Linked DNA regions of Mus musculus: region 1 is linked to region 2. The links are chromatin contacts, found by Hi-C in ENCODE. All regions are on one chromosome and are shown on one strand. The core of a region is the stretch at or near the end of the contact, and the rest is flanking DNA. Distances in the headings are between cores, read along the strand shown. Region 1 has its middle 48 kb from the start of Sox13. Region 2 overlaps Zranb3 (zinc finger, RAN-binding domain containing 3).

What was found. Hi-C counts contacts between places; a loop is a spot of excess contacts on that map.
Region 1: a map of T-helper 17 cell shows a loop between it and region 2 (15-fold over the local background). The contact joins two enhancer-like sites. A Hi-C loop is called at or near these places in 4 of 37 maps with a recorded cell type or tissue (T-helper 1 cell, T-helper 17 cell and regulatory T cell).

What each region holds. Positions count from the first base shown.
Region 1 is chr1:133,469,532-133,475,397 of GRCm38, reverse strand. No RefSeq gene overlaps it. Among named protein-coding and RNA genes, the nearest start is that of Sox13, 48 kb to the right of the region's middle. Within about 2 kb of position 4,602, at least 1 of the 3 ENCODE cell types and tissues checked has a DNase peak (open chromatin) inside an H3K27ac peak, as active enhancers do.
Region 2 is chr1:128,026,420-128,032,377 of GRCm38, reverse strand. All of the region lies in intron 6 of Zranb3 (zinc finger, RAN-binding domain containing 3), which reads left to right. Among named protein-coding and RNA genes, the nearest start is that of Gm28800, 69 kb to the right of the region's middle. Within about 2 kb of position 2,914, at least 1 of the 3 ENCODE cell types and tissues checked has a DNase peak (open chromatin) inside an H3K27ac peak, as active enhancers do.

The sequences.
Region 1 (5,866 bases), core at 3,353-5,852, 5.4 Mb before region 2:
AACTTAAACAACACCCTAGATTTGATTCCCAGCACTGCAAATATAAAATAGCGTAACATTAAATTGAATTAAAAATTTAATTTAATAGGAAATTAAAACCTAAGGTGACATTAAAAGAGAGAGACCATAAAGTCGAAAATGATAAGGAAAGTTAAGAAGTATATTGACAGAGAACAACAACAACAACAACAACAAAATGTAAGCCAAACGAAGGAATTAAATAGGAACACACTGCTCTGGGTGTGGTGGTGTACTAAAACCAACTAAACTGCCTTGAATCAGTTCAAGTTGAAGCAAGAAATTAAAAGAACCACATAGCTCATAAGAGCATAAATAACAGCTGTGAGTACAGTGTAAGAAACTAGGAAGCAACATTTGGTGACAAAACAACAGCTAGTGGTGGTGGTGGTGACACAAGCCTATTTCAGCCCTCAGGAGGAAGAGACAAGCAGACCTCTGTGAGTTTCAGGGTTACAACGAGGTATTGTCTAAACAAAAGAAAAAGAAACTAAGAGGTAAATGTGCTAGTTTGAATAGGTTTGGCCCCAATAGACTCATGTATTTGAATGCTTGGCCCATAGAGTAGCACTATTAGAAGGTGTGGCCATTTTGGAGTAGGTGTGGCCTTGTTGAGTAGGCGTGGCTTCTCTGAGTGGGTGTGGCCTTTTTGGAATAGGTGTGTCACTGTGTAGGTGGGCTTTGAGGTCTCCTAATGCTGAAGCTCAACCCAATGTGGAGCAGCTGCCTTCTGCTGCCAGTGGATCAAGATGTAGAACTCTCAGCTCCTTCTCCAGCATCATGTCTGCCTGCATGCTGCCATGCTTCCCACCATGCTGATAATGGACCTCTGAAACTGTAAGCCAGACCCACTTTATGAGTCTGCCTTAGTCGGAGGTGTCTTTTCACAGCAATAAAACTCTAGCGAGGGCAGTAAGGATAAGAGTAATGGTGTTTACATCTGAAGCAACAATAGATTGAACCGCTCAGTGATGCCAGGCTAAGTCAACTAGAGACACTGAGGCGGCTCCAGCATCAAAGCCCAACTGCTTCCAAGAGATGCTTCCAGATAGGAGCCCTGTCGTAACTGAGGGACAGCTATTCAAGTGACTCTTTCACTCTCTTCTTCTTCCCTAAAGATAGTAAGTAACAAGAACCTGTTAAACCCAAAGAGGAGTTGTGTTGCTACATACTGGTTGCCTACAACAGTTGGCCTGCCCCCTCTTACCAAACTGATCTGTGTCAATGCAGAGCAGAGTGGAGAATTTGCCTGGGACCCGACAGCTCTGGCTCTGAGAGATTTGTATCTCATAGCCCTGAATGCCTTATGGGTAAGAGATGGAAACAGAAGCCTGATTCCTGGGGTACATTCCCCACCTAAGAGCTGCTCTGTCAGATGACAAAACAGAAATCACAGGTTTACCAAGCCAGCGTACAGAGTACAGAGAGCACTTGTAGCTTGGTGTCTTTCAAAAGAAAGAGAAGCCTGGTGGCAGGGTTTACGCCTTTAATCTCTGCACTCCGGAGGCAGAGGCAGGTGGTTCTCTGTAAGTTTTAGGTCAGCATGGTCTAGAGTGAGTTCCATAATGGTCAGAGAAACCCCATCTAGAAAAAAACAAAAGAAAAGAAAGAGGCCCTTCCAAGTTCCTAGTTCAGTAGCCAGCGCTGCTGTCCTTTGAGGGCAGACAAGTGAGTTATTTGGGGTGGTTCACAGGCTCATGCCCCTGCCCCCACAATAATGCCTAAAGGAAGAGCAAATGACTTGAGGGTTTTATACATAGTCACTTTCATCCTGGCCAAGGAGTCCTGCAAAAACAGAGTTCAACTCTGCAACAATCCGACACGATACAGACAGAAGGTAACCATGGGTAAAAACTCAAGGAGGATTCTGAGATCTTTAAAGCGTGTGCCCTAGTTTGTTGGCTATCTCCTGTCATGTAACACAGTATAGCAAACTTTAGTGGCCTATGTAACAGATGCCTTGGGTGTTTCTGAGAAACACTGAGTTCCACAATGACATGTATTCTGGTTTCCCTGTCTGTTGGATGCAGGCTGAGCTCCGTAGACATCACTAGAATTGTCCAGTTTCCTCTTGGTGTGACAACTCCCTAGCCGAGAAGAAACCTTCACGAGTTACTTCCACTTTGTGCTGTTCAATAGAGATGAGTCACTGTGCTGTATGTAGCCCACACGTCAGGGGGACAGAATCACACACCCATATTGGTTTCTTTTTTGTGTGACAGTCTCATTATAGATCTCTGGCTGGCCTTAAACTCACAGATATTTTCCTGCCTCTGCCTCCTGAATGCTGGGATTAAAGATGTGCACCACAACACCAAGGATGCCATGCCGTGCTGGGCATAGTTTGCTGACCCCGGCTAAGTCATCCCAGTCTCTCAACCTCTCTTGTAGACTCCAATTCCTAGGGACTCTGGATGTACCCATTTTTAAAGGGAGAAACATCTGGCGACTTACTTTGACTGCCTTGTGTGACAACACTTGACAGCCTCTTTATTGTCCTGCCTTCACTGCTCCCTGAGCATCCTTCCTTGTGGCATTTTGCTCTCTCTGTTCCTTGAAGGTTTGGTTTGTGGGGTTTCCCTCCTCATTCTCATGCTTACTCCCAGCTATCCTGAACACCCATCTTCTAGTTTACACCCATCTTCCAGTTTACACCCATCTTCCAGTTTGGGTACAAACATCCTCTGTGTGTGTGTGTCTCTGTGTCTCTGTGTGTGTGTGTGTGTGTGTGTGTGTCTGTGTGTGTGTGTCTGTCTGTCTCTCTCTCTCTCTCTCTCTCTCTCTCTCTCTCTCTCTGTGTGTGTGTGTGTGTGTGTGTGTTTTGCTGGGAATAGAACTCAGAGCTTTGAGCTTTCCAAGCCTGCCTTCTACCACTTGGCTGCATGTCCAGCCCAAACACAAAGGTTTCCTGAAAGAGCTATGGCTTCATGGACCAGGCAGACTCTTTTTTTTTTTTTTTAGATTTATTTACTTATTATATGTAAGTACACTGTAGCTGTCTTCAGACACTCCAGAAGAAGGCATCAGATCTCATTATGGATGGCTGTGTGAGCCACCATGTGGTTGCTGGGATTTGAACTCAGGACCTTCGGAAGAGCAGTTAGTGCTCTTAACCGCTGAGCCATCTCTCCAGCCCCCCCAGGCAGACTCTTAACAGAAACTTTATTAAGCTGCCATTGTGGACAAGGCCCGTGGATAATATGTCAGTGAACATTTTGACTGTGTGCCAATAAAACTTTATTTGCAAAACAGGCTACCAGTCTGCTAGGCATAGTTTGCTGACTCCTGGATAACTCATCCAAGCTCCTCAACCCCTCTTCTAGACTCAGTTCCTTAGGACTCCTGACACATGTCCCTCTGCACTCTGAACAGTGCTCCCTCTGCACTCTGAACAGTGCTCCCTGGGTGTCTCTGAGTGGGGAACAAACATCCCCCACCACCTTCCAGTTCTCCTCTTCACATCTGGGTTTTCTCTTCTGTTCTCTCTCTTCTAAGTGACAACCCCAGTTTGTTAGTTGCTAGAGCCAGAAACCCAATTGTGATCCTAGCTTGTTCCTCTTCTCCACCTCATGTACACATTCCATCTATGACCAGTCTGCTTCTAGACTGTCCTCCTGGCCACACCCCCACTGCTACCACGGGGTTAAGCTTGCACCAGCCTGTGCCTGAAATACCGAAACAGTCTCCAGGAGAAAAAAAATGAATACCCTGAGGAAGTTCACATCCTAACCCCAGAGCCTTGGTGTATGTTATCTTATGTTCCAAGGGGACTGTGGATATGTAGCCTAATTAAGGAAGCTTGTCTTAGATCTCTCAGTGTAATCACAAAGGATCAAACGGAGGGAGGTGACAGGGAATCAGTGACCAGGAAGGGGGCATTTGAAGATGGAGACAAGACCACATGGCCCAAGGAACGCCAAAGACATCCAGGTGCTACTGGAAATGAAGGCCAGACTGTTCGCATGGACCTGCAGAAGCAGCCAGCCTGCCTGTCCCTTAACATCAGTCTATTCAGTCTGACTTTGGGTGTCCAATCTCTGGAACTGTAGATAGAACAGCTGTGATGTCTGAAGCCACTAAATTATTACAGCTGCAACAGGAAGTGACCGCATCTCCCAACCAGCTCGTTCATTCCACACCACCCCAAACACAAATGTGACCTATCACTCCCCATGGAGAACACGTCAGTGACCCCTCCTCCACCCGCAGTATAAACTCCAAGCTCCTGGTAAGGCTGCACCATCCACCCCCGTTATGCCTTGACCATAGCCAGTTTTGATGTCATGCTCTTTTGAAATGAACTGGATGCTCTGATAAAAATGCCTTCTTCTCCCCTCCCTCCCCCCCCCCCCGCCCCAAACAATTCTTCTAAGCCTCCTTCAGTTTCTGGCTTGAGTGTCATTTCTAAAAGGAGCTAGCTGGTTCCTGGCCTCTGGGGGCCATTCTGAAGTCAGTCCTATTGAAAGTGACATCATACTGTCGACGAGTGAACCTCTGTGTGGGCGGCCCAGTACACATAGCTCCTGACACGCTGGCTGGTGCAGAGAGGGACTGAATGGAGAGTCAAGGGAGGCTCCCTGGGGTGAGACTGGGGGACTCCATGTCTGTTTTTCCCCTTGAGACAAGTGGGGCAGGGGGGCCCTTGGGGACAGAGAGATGGAGCAGGCCAGGAGGTGGGAGCTGAACTGCCCTCATTTCCCTCTGCTCAGCCCTGGTGGGGAAGATTCTGGAAGGATTGCCAGACAGCACTGCCCCACTGCTACAATTAGCTGAGCCTTTCATTCCTCTCTACAAAGAAGAGCAAGCAAATCAAAGGGAGATAAAAGTGAGTGTCCCACAGAGGACTTTGAGAAGAGGGAGAAGGACCAGGAGGGTGGCGGCAGGACCAGGCAGAGGCAGAGAGAAAGCCCCACAGGACAAACAAAGACGAAAGCCAGCAGATCCCAAGGATCAGACGTGGAGACACACGGACAAGAAGAGACCAGGCCATGTGGGACAGCAGCCTGTCAGCCAAGGAGGAGGGGATGAAGAAAGATAAAAGGCTTGTGTGAATGGCCGGAGAAGAGGGTGGAGAGGGACCCCAAATGGAGTTGGGACAAAGGCGTGAAAGGACAAGACTGCCACTGTCCCAAAAGCCACCACAGAAGACAAAGAGGAGCTGAGACAAAGGCCGAGGGGAGATGGAAGGGAGCCATGTGGCCCTGTATTGGTGACAGGGCTGTCAACGTGAGCACTTATTGTGCTGCCCAGCGCTAAGTAAGGCAGCTGGGAGAGGTCCTCATGGGACTGCCCTCTGTTTAATGCCTGCTTCCTGTTTTTGAACTTTATATCAATGTAATTAAAAAAATAAACAGAAACAAGGTAATGATCAGCTCTCAGACAGGTAGATGGGTCTTTGGCTTCTTTCTCTCAACTTAACTTGTGGGTAGCAGTGCAAAGTCATTGTTAGTGTTGTATAGTATTCCACTGTGTGACTGTGTCAGAGTACTCATCTGTTTGTCTGTCTGGTAAAGGATTTTGGGTTGGACTCACTAGTCCTTATTGGAAACATTAGGCTGAGTGTGCTGCAAGGTTTAGAATAGAAAGTGCACACACACATACACACACACACACACACACACACACACACACACACACTCAGTTCCCCATGCAGGTCTGCTGCAGTGCCCTTAGTCAAACACACTCAAATTTCTTCAAGGACAAGGGTGAATTCACCCTGTAGATAGCTTCTCCTTGGTTATGATTATAAGTTTAGCTTTTAAACTGAGTTTTGAGTTTAGTTTAGTTTTGGGGGCCTTTTGGGTTTCAGAACTAAGATGGAGCAGCTGTGGACCTCCCCATTGCTACG
Region 2 (5,958 bases), core at 1,665-4,164:
TCATGGTGGGAACAAGGTAGCAGCAGGCAGACCAGCAGGAATGAGCTACAGCAGTAGCTGAAAGCTTACACCTGATCCACCAGCTGGAGGCACAGAGCAAGACTGTGCCTGAGTTTTTGAAATCTCAGGCTCAATGTTTAATTTGTGTGTCTGTCCTACAGTCTGTTTTTTGATTAATATCTGTCATATGAGAGCAGAAGTGTGCACCTCACTTATGAGTATAAATAGTATTTCGAAGAGAAATATTTCATCTCTGTGAAATGTGTGATGGCGTAGGTTGTGTTCTGTTTCCTGCTTGTTAGTCGTTTCAAGATCAACATTGTGCTTCTCAAAGGCGTTTTCTTTCTTTATAATTATGTGGACATCTGAATGTCTGAATAGGTCTGTGCACTTGTGAGCGCAGGTAACCATGGAGGTGAGACCAGGGGAATCAGATCTTCTGGAGCTGAGGTTTGGCCATCCAGCATGGTTCTGGTAGCCAAACTTAGGTCCTCTGTAAGAACCTCATGTATGTGTAAGGGCTGCACCCTCTCTAGCCCTTTGAAGATGTTTTCTTCTACATCCATTTCTGAAGTCTTTCTAATCCTTTATTTCTTTACCTTGAAAGCACTGTGGTTCCATAAGCTTTGATTCAGATCAAGGCATTTCCTGGCATTTTAAGTTAGGCTGTGGGATGCTATATTTTCTTCCACAGTGTTTTTATTCTGGAAAGGTGTCATTTTCACACTATAATTTTAGAGAATGCAAATTATGGATCGTTATTCCATCCTAGACCCATATTTTATATTTAAAATGTCATGCTGCATTCAAAATAAAAGTTAAGTGAAGTGCTCGATCAAGATGTCATTTTGTCTTTAAAAAGTTTATTAAATTCCCGAGTAACAGCCTAAAGAAGCATGCTAATGCAGATGGAATCTGAAGAACGAACGATCTTAGGGCCTAAGTAACCAAACACCACAGACCCCATTTGATTTGAGAGGCACAGAGAAAAGAGATTACTCAAGCAGAGTACCCTTACTCAGAATGCCACATGGTAGTCACTCTAGTGGATTCTATTTAGAGGTAGCTATAAATACAAATAAAATCTGGAGAATGAAGCACAGTGAATAAATTGATCGACAGTAGTTAAGTGAGAGAAGGTATAGAGCCCACTTAGACCCTTGTGCACCTTCTGGGGTTAAATCACTTACCCCAGTTTCTATTTCCTTTTATATTTTTCCACATTTTTCTTGGCAACATGAGAGACTTCAGAAGTGGCACCTTTAATAAATGTTCCAGTGCTTATAAAAGGAAGACTTGTGAATAACCCGGCCAAGCATCGTGTGAGCCAGGTGTGATAGCACAAGCCTTTAATATCAGCACTGGGAAGGCAGAAGCAGGTGGATCTCTGAGTTTGAGGCTATTCTGGTCTGCACAATGAAGTCTAGGCCAGCCAGGGTTACATAGTGAGACACTGTCTTGAACTAAAAACAAAAATATGCTTTGGGAAGACATATCTGTCCTCTCTTACATTGTGCTTAGAACTTAAAAGTGTCCCAAGAAGATCTGGGGAAATTGTGCTTGCGTCTTATGTGTTGTAGGAAATTATTATTATTTAAAATAATGAACTGACAGGTTCCAGCACTATGCCCAGCTACTCTCAGCCCCAGGGGACTAGCTGGCCTTTTCTTATCTGGTGGAGACTCTGGCCCGGAAGGTCCTGAAACTTCTCACCCAGCTCACTTGGTTCCCACTGGCGGGTCGCTACCACGCCAATGCTTCAAATCCCCCACCCCATGGCCTTTGTGGCACACATCAGGCAAATCTACGCACCTTGCTGCGGTACCTTCTCTCTGGAACCCAGTCAAATCACTTCAAGAAGAAAAACACCACACAAACTTAGCTCAGAAACAGTGGTAGCTCAATCTCTGGGCGCTACAACTAAAACCCTCTCTTGTAAGCCCTGTTTAATCTGATTCCTCTAGTGAAACTCTAGCAGCTACATCTTACCCTCATGCTATCCCTGTTCCAAAAGACCTACCTCTCTCCTCCTCCTTCTCTTCCTCTGTCCAACCCAGAAGTCCCACCTATTCGCCCAGTGATTGGCTCCTTTAGTCATTAGGGGATTGGTTCACAAGAACAGCACCAGGCCCCTCTACAACACTTATGTACAGGGCTCTGGGTTCAGTTTTTTGTGTGGGAACACATCAAATTCTATACCAGTTCTACTAAGGAGAATTGGTTGTCTAAATTTTCTTGAGACGGTGAAATGCTACTTGATAGTATATACTCAAGGTGTTATGTCCATTATTAGCATAATCAGGGTCCTGCTCACCTCCATATGTTCTCCAGCACTGCGTCATTTACTGTTCTGCCTCTGGCTAAATACAGGGCTGTCTATTCCTTGAGCACATGGCTCAGTTGTGAAGTAAATAGTTAATATACTGAGCACTCAACGTCTGTTTGAGGAATAGTTAAGTAAGATGTGATATAAATTCTGTATTTGTGTTTGGAAAGACTTCTGATTTTGAATCATTCTATATTGAGTTGGTGTATGAGGTCATTTTATCCCACCTACTGCCTCTAGCTTGTTTTTTTAAATTAATCCATTTGTTCAAAAATTATTTTTAGGAGGCTAGATAGATGGCTTAGTGATTAAAAGTCCTGGATGCTCTCCTAGAGGACCTAGGTTCGATTCCTGGCACCTACATGACAATAAATGACCATCTATGACTTCAGTTGTAGAGGATTCAACATCCTCCTCCGGCCTCTGCAGACAGTAGACATGCTTGTGCTGCACAGACATACATTCAGCCAAAATGTATAAGCCTTCATGCTCTAGGGATCAAAATGATTCAAGCTTTCACTGAATTGTCACGTCTGGCACTAACCAGGTAATTATAGATGACTGTCATGTGAGGATGGGAAGAGGAAAGGCCTGATGGCCGGGTGTACCAATGTGAACCAGTCAAGACAGTCAGAAGCATCCTGTGAGTAAATATATTCCTTTCCTTTTCAGAAAGTGGAAATTCTATATGCTAAAACCAGAACAAGAGAGACCACTGTGCCCTTGAGGAACTAAATATTCAGCTGAATATTCTGAGCTAAACCAAGGTCTCTAGACAAAAACAGTTAGTCAGGAGTTAGATAAAGATAGGGCTAGGTAGGAGTCAAATTACAGTCTTGTTCATCAGAATGTAATAGGAAGACATTGTGGGTGTCTTCCCCTTCTCTGTGTCTTCTGCAGGCATTGGTTTGCAATAATACGTAAGAAAATGTACTATTTTACCATTTTAAGTATATAATTTGGTATCTTTAGATACATTCATATTGTTGTAAAACAAAGCTTTTAATTTCTAGCACATTTGTCACCCTAATCTAAACCTCTATACCCATTCACCAATGTTCTCCACCTCTTTTTTTAGCCTCGGCACTGTAAAGTTATAAAGTGTGGCATGGTCATGTGTGATCAGATTTACAAGTTTCCTTGTTGTTTTCAGGGCTATATTTTTATATGGTCCAAAACTAATAGAAGAGTAAACAAATTCATATTTTTTGAAAAAGAGATTATTATATTAAAAATATTAGCATTTTTGTCCCTTATAATATTGACCATTTTTCTACATAAATGTTTGTTATAGTATATAAATAACTATTTTTTATAGTTGTGTGGTGTATTATTGAGATTGTAGTATGGTTTCAGTGAGGGAGTTTGCATCGAGAAGTGGCATATTATTGGACCTGTACCATAGGTTCTAGAGTGACAGGGCTTGCATCTCAGGACATTTTTTTATGAGAGGCAGTTTATTGTGTCTTTGAACACAATAAGAATTTGAAAGTTTCTGTGATCTAAACTTCTGCAGGATAGGAACTAAGATGGTGAGATTAGGACCACAGGCTTACTAGTGATGCTAAGTAGCCATTTGCGATCATAAACAGATTAGTAGTGGAGCCAGTGTTCTCAGTGGTGTATTTCCACAGCAACGTGGTTTATCCCAGAAGATTGCCTAGAGTCAGATCTGACTTGTATTGGGAGCTTGGTATCGACTTAGATAGATCTAGGGCCTGAAAGACTAGGGGGTTTAGTTATCCTGGGAAGACTCAGAGATCAGCTTGGAAAGGCAGGTGTGAGAACAGGAAGGGGAAGGGTGATTTGGACAAGGAAAACAGGCAGCGCTTGCCTGGGGCATTGTAGTGAGAAGGGGAGAGAATGGGGTGGAGGAACAGGTGCCATAAAAGAATGAGTAGAAACCAGAACTATTATTTTAGTTTCTCCTCCTAAAGACTTTTATTTCATAAAATATCAGTATTTTCACAACGAGGATAAAGTAAACATTGTTTCTGTCTGTTACTTCCAGTCAGTGGTTGACATTATAAATGCTTTCCACACATACAGAGGTTCCCGCCTCACCTAAGTATTTGCCTACATGTTTGTTGGGAGCTTCTGGAGCCTTTCCTCAGTAGGAGTTCCCATTTTTCCTCCCTTTCCTTAAGATATTCCAGTCTGTATTCTTTCATAAAAGGCTGAATTATTATTGTGAGCAGTTAGACATTGTTTCCATGTTAGGATATCATCCTAAGTGAAGTAACCCAATCACAAAAGAACACACATGATATTAGCCCAGAAGCTCAGAATACCCAAGATACAATTTGCAAAACACATGAAACTCAAGAAGGAAGAATGAAATATGGATGCTTCAGTCCTCCTCAGAAGGGGGAACAAAACACCCATGGGAGGAGTTACAGAGACAAAGTGTGGAGCAGAGACTGAAGGAAAGACCATCCACAGACTGTCCCACCTGGGGATCCATCCCATAAACAACCACCAAACCCAGACACTATTGCAGATGCCAACAAGAGCTTGCTGACAGGAGGCTGATAAAGCTCTCTCCTGAGAGGCTTTACCAGTGCCTGACAAATACAGAAGTGGATGCTCACAGCCATCCATTGAACAGAGCACAGGGTCCCAAGGAAGGAGCTAGAGATCTAGTATCCAAGGAGCTGAAGGGGTTTGTAGCCCCATAGGAGGAACATCGATATTCTTTCTGACATTTTACTAACAGGATTGTGGTGTCCTTGCAACGTGTAGTAAGATCTTCAACTTGTTGAGAACACCTCTCTCTGTCCTTTCCTCCCATGTTTTGGATCAGAACATCTTGTACAGCATGTCTGAGATGCTGTCCTGCAGGGTCCAGCATCACCTTGGCAGATAGTAGAGAAGAAGGCAAGCCACGTGGCTGGAGCAGAAAGGGAACCATTTTCTAAAACACAGTTTTACTTGAATTATTTTAACTTATGTATATGTTGGGGAGAGGATGTTGTGCACATGAGTACGGATCCCTTCGGAGGCCAGAGACAGTGATTCCCTGGAACTGTAGTTAACAGTTACAGGTGATTGAAAGCCATCTGACACAGGAAAGAAATGAACTTGTGTCATCTGCAAGAGCGGAAAGCTCTATTCAGTATTGAGCCATCTCTCAGCCTCCGAGCGCAGAAGTTTTTAGTGTTCCAGGTAGAGCTGGTTCAGACAAGATTATGGCTGTGAAAGTGGGGTGCTGAGAGTAGACTTTAGAGGCTTATAGGACAAGAAGAACAAGGATAGATTGGTGGTTGTTTATCGGAATTAAGTCGTCTCTCAAGAAGCATTGTCCCTACCGGTCAGTGGTGAGACACATCTTTAATCTTAGTATTCAGGAGATAGTAGCAGGTGGTTCTCCGTAAGTATGAGGCTAGCCTGGTCTACACAATAAGCTCTAGGATAGCCAAGGATACACTGAGAAACTCTGCCTCCACAAAACTAAAAAAAGACAGAAAAGAAAAAGCATTTTTAATTTTATTTATTTTTTGAGTTTATAATTAAATCATTTCTTCTTTCCCCTTTCTCCCTCCATTACCTCCCATCTACCACCACCACCCCTCAAAGTCATGGCTTCTTTTTCTTTAGTTTTTGCTGTGTGTGTATATTCCTAAATGCTCGTA